Linked DNA regions of Homo sapiens: region 2 is linked to region 1. Evidence: chromatin contacts called from ENCODE Hi-C or POLR2A ChIA-PET data. All regions are on one chromosome and are shown on one strand. The core of a region is the stretch at or near the end of the contact, and the rest is flanking DNA. Distances in the headings are between cores, read along the strand shown. Region 1 overlaps SMAD3-DT (SMAD3 divergent transcript). Region 2 overlaps SMAD3 (SMAD family member 3).

Evidence for each region. Hi-C counts contacts between places; a loop is a spot of excess contacts on that map. ChIA-PET counts read pairs that join two places held with the same protein, here RNA polymerase II (POLR2A).
Region 2: POLR2A ChIA-PET joins it to region 1 with 10 read pairs in activated B cell. The contact joins two enhancer-like sites. A Hi-C loop is called at or near these places in 2 of 168 maps with a recorded cell type or tissue (CD4-positive, alpha-beta memory T cell and ascending aorta). POLR2A ChIA-PET finds 5 or more read pairs at or near these places in 6 of 52 experiments (A673, BJ, activated B cell and 2 more).

What each region holds. Positions count from the first base shown.
Region 1 is chr15:67,046,961-67,050,881 of GRCh38, reverse strand. All of the region lies in intron 2 of SMAD3-DT (SMAD3 divergent transcript), which reads left to right. Among named protein-coding and RNA genes, the nearest start is that of SMAD3-DT, 15 kb to the left of the region's middle. Within about 2 kb of position 1,975, at least 21 of the 41 ENCODE cell types and tissues checked have a DNase peak (open chromatin) inside an H3K27ac peak, as active enhancers do.
Region 2 is chr15:67,192,378-67,196,298 of GRCh38, reverse strand. It overlaps SMAD3 (SMAD family member 3), which reads right to left. Exons shown (of 9, transcript NM_005902.4): 9 at 1,130-3,921. Among named protein-coding and RNA genes, the nearest start is that of SMAD3-AS1, 47 kb to the right of the region's middle. Within about 2 kb of position 1,623, at least 8 of the 41 ENCODE cell types and tissues checked have a DNase peak (open chromatin) inside an H3K27ac peak, as active enhancers do.

The DNA of each region.
Region 1 (3,921 bases), core at 726-3,225:
ATGCATTCCTCTTCTTGGGGCTGCAACAGGAAATTCTAAAAACCCTTTGTGGAGGTGCATCTTCCGTGAAGTTAAAGGTTCCAGGCCCAGCCTTCCAGCCACGTGGTTCAGGGTTAGTAGCTGATACTTCTGTGGAAACCTTGTCCATAAAGGGTCAGTTAGCACCAGGGGAGGGGCCTGGCAAGAGGTGAAACTCCAAGCACATCTATTAATTATGAGAGAGAACAACATGTTTTTATTTTGCTGTTCATTTAAACTGGAACTGAGAAAGGTTGCTGGGTCCCCACACATTATCTTCCTCCTCCCTCCTCCCCCCTCCCCCCGCTCCCCTTCCCCTCTGTGTACCTGCATGGGCTTGTGTTTGTGTGTGCACGGGTGCACATGGGTGTGTGTGTGTGTGTTTGCTGGCTCAGACTCTGTGCCCATACTTTGACACATTATTGCTTGGATTTATTCCTCTTCTGGGAAACAGGCACACGTCATTCAATTTAGAAGACGTGGGCTGACATCTACCACGTACAAGACCCCCTTGGCAATCTGGGTGACTCAGGAAGCAGAGCAAGTAGGTGCTTAGACCAATGGCAAAACCCCTCCCTTCCTTGCCCCACTCCTAGGCCAAGGAAAAAAGTTCAGCTTTATTGCATTCATCCAGGATTTTGCAATCAAAATCTCTAGAAGGAAGCTATTTTGAGCTCAGCCCACATGGATGGGTGGCATTTTTTTCAGATTTAGAATTGTTTTTCTTTGAATTTCATATGAGGGAGGACTGATCTTTCAGGATATCTAAGGGTCTTAACCCAGCCCTGTCTTAGTGACAGTCCCTGTGGGAACACGAAGATGAATCACACAAGGTCTCCAGGACAAGACCCACGCAGCACAGTAACCACAGCCTCTCCAAGCTCGAGTCCCTTGGTCTGAAGCTGGTAAAGAGGAGCAAGGAATCCCTGTGACCACAGGGGCCAGGCAGCACAGTTCCAGAGCCCTGGGGCAGAAGCCATGTGCAGGGCTGTCATTCCTTGGGACCAATATGAGTCATATCCAGAGAGCTGGGCATCCTAGAAACATTTTCTGGAAGCAAAATCTGCTGATCTAGGGGTCAGGGGGCTAAGGCTCTTTTTCTAGCTCTGTCAAGAATTCCTTTGAGATCCTGTGTCCAAGAGCCCTTTGCAAACACAAAACCCACATTCCATGGTTTATGACTGACATCCCGTGGGTACCTCCAGCACATCATAGAACTTCTCTGAGAGGCCCTCACCTAAATGATGAGGTAATAAACATGCCTGAGAGAGTGGGTGTGTAAGCCTTTGGGAAGGTATGTGATGGTGGGCCAAGATAAACAGCTTTTAGCATCATCTCTCTTTCCCATCACACACACAAACAACTGCCCCTCAACCGTAATGAAAGCAGCCGGTCCCTGCCAGGCACTGAGCTAAGTTACACGTCTTCATTTATATAGCAGCTCCTTAAGCCCCTCCCCTGATCTCAAGGCCTTCTGGTGAAAGATCCAAGTCCAAAAGTTGAAGGAATCTAATTACATGTGGGGAGAAGGACCAGGTATGGATTCCAGCACTCATTTTGCAAAATGCTTAGAGGATAAAGCAGAGATCTCCTGCTCTGCGGGTGTGTCTCTGTCTTTCCTCAAGATGGCCTGTGGGAAGAGAGGCTGGCCTTGGAAGCGAGAGCCCACCCCTTGGAGCTCCCTCATGTCCTTCCCTAGGCACAGGTGGGTTCTGTCTTCCCTCCAGTGGGGTCCACAGAGCATGTGACCAGGGGCAGAAGTTTTCCCTGGGCTTGAGATGGGGTGTGGGTTTGAGTTTTGCTGCCCTGGGCCTAGAACTCCATTTCCCCATTTGTTTTTTGACCAGGTTGAGACATAGTTCCAGTGTGAACTGATTTCCCCATCTCTGGGCTATGCTATCGCAAATAACTCACACATGAGTAATGTGCCCATGTTTGTGTAGAGTTTATTTAGATAAGAAAAACAACTCGAGGCCTCATGGGAGGGGCTGCTCAGCACCACTGAGCCAGGCGTTTCCTGGGCCTGCCCAGGAGAGCCAGGCCTTCAGGCTGCTGGAGGGTGGCTGAAAAGCCCACATGCTCAGACATCTCCAGGGCCTGCCCATGGGAAGAAAAGTGAGGGATGGAACAGAGGATGGGGAACAGAGGACAGGGAAGCTGGAAGCTGGGTATTGAGTGTAGCTCTGTAGCCATAGTTGTGTGCCCTTGGGTAAGACACTTCAACCCTCTGAGCACTAGTTTCCCCTCTTTGCAAAGGGACAGGTTGGGGGAAAATAATAACAACATCCAGCCACCAAAGGATTGTGGAGATTAAAAGAAATGACCTAAGGGAGAGACTTTGTAAACTGCAGAGGCCAACACACAAGTTAGTTATTAATTAACGGCTGGATTAAGGCCGTGTTTTCAGGCCACACTCAACAGTGGAGTTGGCACAATGCCGGGATTCAAAGGCCTGGGTCCAAGTTCCAATCTGCCAGCACCCAGTCACAAGACCTCAAGCCTCCTCATCTCCCCGAGACCTAGGATCACCTCTGTGAAGTGAGGATAGTGATTCTTCCACCACATAATCCTTGAGGCTCTGTGTTGGCAGTTTTGAAGCAAAGGATAGCTATGAACCTGTTTTGTGAACTGTACAATGTACAAATATGAGATGATGCTGCCAAGTTATTCAAAGGGTCATTCATCAGTGAATCAACGTATCAACAAGCCTATTAGCTGGACAGTTGAGGATACACCAATAAGCCGTCTAGCTGGGGATGAGAAGAGGGAGGGCTGCACGTGAAGGGTTAATTCACAATGTAGAGTGATAGTGGTGAGCAGACTTTTAGGCTGAAGGCTGAAGGGCTCATCCTTTTTAAATTTTGAAACAAGGTCCTGCATTGTCACCCAGTCACCCAGGCTGAGTACAGTGGCACAATCATGGCTCATTGTAGTCTCCACCTCCCAGGCTCAAGCAATCCTCCCATCTCAGCCTCCCAAGTAACTGGGACTACAGGTGCGCACCACCATGCCCAGCTAATTTTTTGTATTTTTTGTAGAGGTGGGGTTTCGTCATGTTGACCAAGCTGGTCTTGAACTCCTGAGCTCAAGCAATCTGCCTGCCTCGGCCTCCCAAAGTGCTGGGATTACAGGTATGAGCCACCAAACCTAGACTCCTTTTTTTTTTTTTTTTTAACCTATAACCCTTTGGGAACAATGTCTTAACACAGTCACTTGTTTAAAAGAAATCTATTTTTTTTAAAGCAGAACTGATTTTTCAAACAAAGAGTTAAACAGAACCCCAGGTTATAAAGCATGAAAGCAAATCTGCTCTGGATGAAACAGGGGTCTGGGCCCAGAGCCAGGACTATGTAGCACCCCCACTCCACCCACTCACTGGTCTATCTCACCAGTCCTACTCCTCAACAGCCCCAGAGGCACCCCCTCCAAGTGCAGAGTTTCTACAGCTTCCAAATCACAGCCTCCTGGTCTGTGAAGCATGTATCCCAGAGACACTCTCACACCAGGAGGCACGTGCATGCATGTTCATAGAAGCATTACTTATGGTGATGATCATTGGAAACAACCTAAATGTCCATCAGCAAGAAAAAGGGTAAATACATCATGATCTATGTACACAGTGTAATTAACTTTGCTACAGTGAAAGTGAATGAATGTGAGCTACATGTATCAACAAAGATTAAGCTCTCAAATACACTACTGAGTGCAAAGAATAAGTTGCAGAATATGTGCTACATTGTATCGAATCTAAAACTAAAAAAATTATATATACTTAGTGATACATATACACATAGTTAGAGTATGAAGATGTGCATGGGAAATAAAGCTTCTAGAAGAAAACATAGGAGAATATCTTTATGACTTTGGGATAGGCAAAGATTTCTTAAATAGGGCACAAAGCAT
Region 2 (3,921 bases), core at 374-2,873, 150 kb before region 1:
GACTGCTGCAGATGTGGTCACACCAGATGATTACTCCAACCCATTTCATCCTTCTCCCCCGAACTCTGCTTATTCAGACTCTTAAAAACCAAAAGGCATTTTACTTCTTTTTTTTTTTTTTTTTTTTTTTTTTTTTGAGACAGACAGTGTCTCACTCTGTTGCCCAGGCTGGAGTGCAGTGGTATGAGCACTGCAACCTCCACCTCCTGGGTTCAAGCGATTCTCCCATCTCAGCCTCCCAAGTAGCTGGGACTACAGGCGTGCACCACCACACCCAGCTAATTTTTGTATTTTTTGGTAGAGACGGGGTTTCGCCATGTTGGCTAGGCTGGTCTCAAACTCCTGACCTCGAGTGATCTGCCTGTCTCTGCCTCCCAAAGTGCTGGAATTACAGGTGTTGAGCCACCACGCCTGGCCAACAGTTTACATTTTAATCAGCGTTTTTCTTTATCCATTCTTTATCCACATCTTCTGGGGTCAGTGTAAGATCTAGCCAAGGAAACAACTTTGAAGTCCCTTTCTCCTTGGGTGTTTTGAATTCAAAATGAATTTTCACAGGTGCTAACAGTCATCTGAGCTGGCAGATGTGGAAACCAAGTTAGTTACTTGTGAACCTCCATGCCTGTGGGAAGACAAATCTGGTGGCATTTAAGACACCCTGACAATATGGAGGAATCAGGCTAGGAGGGACTAGCAGAGGCAAGAGGTGGCAGGGCTTGAGGTTGGGTTGGTGTCATTCATTTGCCAAAGGCCTCGGGGTACAGAGGAAGTAAAATATAAAATGGCACTGCAGAGATAGCATCAGTGGGACACATGGTGTTTAGGTTTGCGGAATAGCGAGATACACCCATTGAGAAACTTTTGACCTTTGTGCAGATGGCCCAGGGGCTTCTGCTGGCACTGCATGTTGCCCTTGGTGAGTGAATGAGGGCAGCTGGGTATTACATGAGGACCACAGCAGAATGTGGCCTGGTACATCATTGGTCAAGGTATATCTGGGCTTACAGACATTTTCCTCTGGTCCTCCTGAGCCCTGAAGTCCCTGGGACCCCCGCCTCGGCTCCCTTTTAAATCTTCTCTCCACCCAGAGACAGCAGCAAGAATCAGACTGAGCTCCTGGCACAGGAGCTTTTCCATGAAAAGTTTATTAGAAGGGCACTTACAAGAGGAAGAGAGGGAATGAGAGGACACAAATCTTTAACAATAGGGGTACAATGCTTAAACAGGTGCTCTGCTTTTAAGATATAAAAGTTAGAAAAATCTAAAACACTATAAATACATACATGCTTTTTACAAAGTTATTAAAAGGTCAGGCTGGCCGAATAGTGAAGGTAATCAACACAGTCAATGTTCTATTCCCCATCCCTCCACACACATCAGAGTCCAGAACAGCCGAGTTGCAACAGCAGCAGTGAAGGTGAGTGAAGGCTTCTTGGATAGATGGCTCCATCTCTCTGTAATGCTTTCACCCCTAGCAAGGGAGTGGGGCTTGGTTCAGAGGACCCTTGTGGAAGGGCCCAGATTTGACTCAGAGCTGTCTGTTTTTACACGCGGCCACTTGTTTAGCCAGCCTGGTTTGGTGTTTCTGGATGCTGAGCCAAAAAGCCACTACACCCTCCACCAACATTCAGAACTGGCTGTGCCCCAACTCTTCCAGCCACTGTCCTTGGGAGGAGAGACCTTTCCAACTTTCTTAAAAAAAATTAAATAGTTATCTGTCTGAATGGTTTTAAGAAATTATTACATAAATATAAAAACACCAGAATACTAGAGTATACATTACTTCTGCATTAAAAAAAAATCCATTGCAGAATCACTGAGAATTTCTCAATCCAGTTTACATGAGGCAAGTTTCTTTTCTATGATAGCTGTGTTTTTGAAAAGTTGCCTGTTTAGCCCATCATCTCCCCACCATCACCTCCCCATGGGAGATGCTTCATCATCATTTTGGATCCATGTCCTCTTGCGTACGTTTTTCTGCTTTCCCTACCCACTTGAGAAGCGGCTGATGCTCCTTAAACTGTGATGAAAATACATTGTGAAGACGGTTACCTGAAAGGGGCCTACAAGGGAACATCTTTGCCACACAAAGACAGTACAGCTTCGCTGTGTTGAGGTTTGGTTCTGGTAAAATGGGGACACGTTTATTTTGGGGGAACTCCCAACTCTAGCCAAGTCACACAGTAAGAAACAGGGTCCAGGGCTAAACGGGTGCACTCTCTTGCTGCTGGTATCCCCCTTGGTGAACAGTCCTACAAGCAGCCTGCAGATTCTTCTCCCTACATCTCCTGTAAGGACGAAGGAGTGGTGTAACCTGAGCTCCGGCCCTGTGGAGACCCTCATGAGGCCTGAGGCTAAGAATGAAACAGATCTTTGCTTCTTCCCCAGATTACTTACATACGTGCATGCCATGCACACACTACTTCAAACCTTTCTGTAGTCTTGAGTAAAAGCATTTAGCCTGGAATATGTCCAAACTCTAGGAAGCCAAGGGGAGATGGAGAAAAATAAACAAACTAAGCACATGATATGTGCTATAGCTCACTTCAGTATATTAACGATGGTTTAAAAAAATAATCACCATGGTCAATAAAAAAAAAAAAATACAACACAGACAACATAAGGACAATGGAGACGTCTGCCAGCAGCCTTGCCCTCATGTGTGCTCTTCCTAAGAGTCAAAGTCCCTGCTCCTGACTCCTCTAGGCTTGTCTCAAAATGTCAGGTCTACAGCCTGCCAGGAAGGTGGCCAACTGAGATGATGTTCCAGCACAGGCCTGTAATCCAAACCGGCTGGGGTAGCTACCTACGTATGTGCTGGAAGCATCTAAGTTACTAAATTGGGAAGAAGCGAGGTGGGGAGGGGAGAGAGGAAAGGGAATAAAAGTTGGCTCCTTGGAAGGTGCTGAAGACAAGGATCTGTGTCCCAGTGCTAGCTGCACTTGGGTCAGTCTCAGCACAAGCTGCAAGGTGAAGATGTCATGGCGGGGAGCCCAGGGCAGGGGCAACACACGCGGTCGTGTTGACTAGGTGAACGCCACTTAAAACTGCTATCCAGTCACCAGCACTCCTCTAGAACTGCCCTGGTTTCCTCTTGCCCTTTTCAACTGTCCTTTAAAAAAGTGTTTTAATATACAAATGCCATTCATACAACAGGATTTTAAAACTAAGAAAACTAGCTTGTGGCTTCAAGGAAGGACACTAATGTTACATACGCCCAAAGCACCTATGTAGCACTCTAAGGTGGGAATGGCACCATTTCCTAACCTCTTAGGTATGATCAAATTTATTTTCAGTGATGCCACAGGTGGGTTTGCCTACAATCCCACACATCCTCCTCTGGTGGTCTAGTCAATAAAGAAAAAGGGCCAAGGAAGTATCCTTTGGAAAAACACAAAACTCAAACTTCATGCTCCTAGAAGTAGCCTTCAGGTCTGAGCAATGAGGGTTCTAAGACACCATCCAAATGCAGCCAAACGTGTCATTTCATCACATTCAAAGTTCATAACCTGCCAAAGTATAGGCTTTTTTTTTCCCCCTTCACCTGGAGTAAGACACGACTTCCATAGATCACTGGATCACCAGAATCAGGCTGTGCCTGAAGCTAGTTCCCAAGCACCCAGAGGGCTGTGTGCCACAGGAAGCCCTCATAGGATCGTGCAGCAGGTGGATCATGCAGGCCCTCGGAAACTGCTGCCCATGGCTTTTAGGAGAGGAACCATGACTGCTCTAGCAGAAGCCAAAATGGAATATTTGGTTCCTGGGTCTCAGAGCTGGCTGGGAACATGAACACATGTACAGGAGGTTCAGGGGGCTTCCTGTGTAAGAAACAGGCCATAGATCATTTCACACCAGGCACATACTTCAGACTCACAGCATTTGGCCCTCTCAGAGGAAGTGAGGGGTTTTGTATTGTCTCTG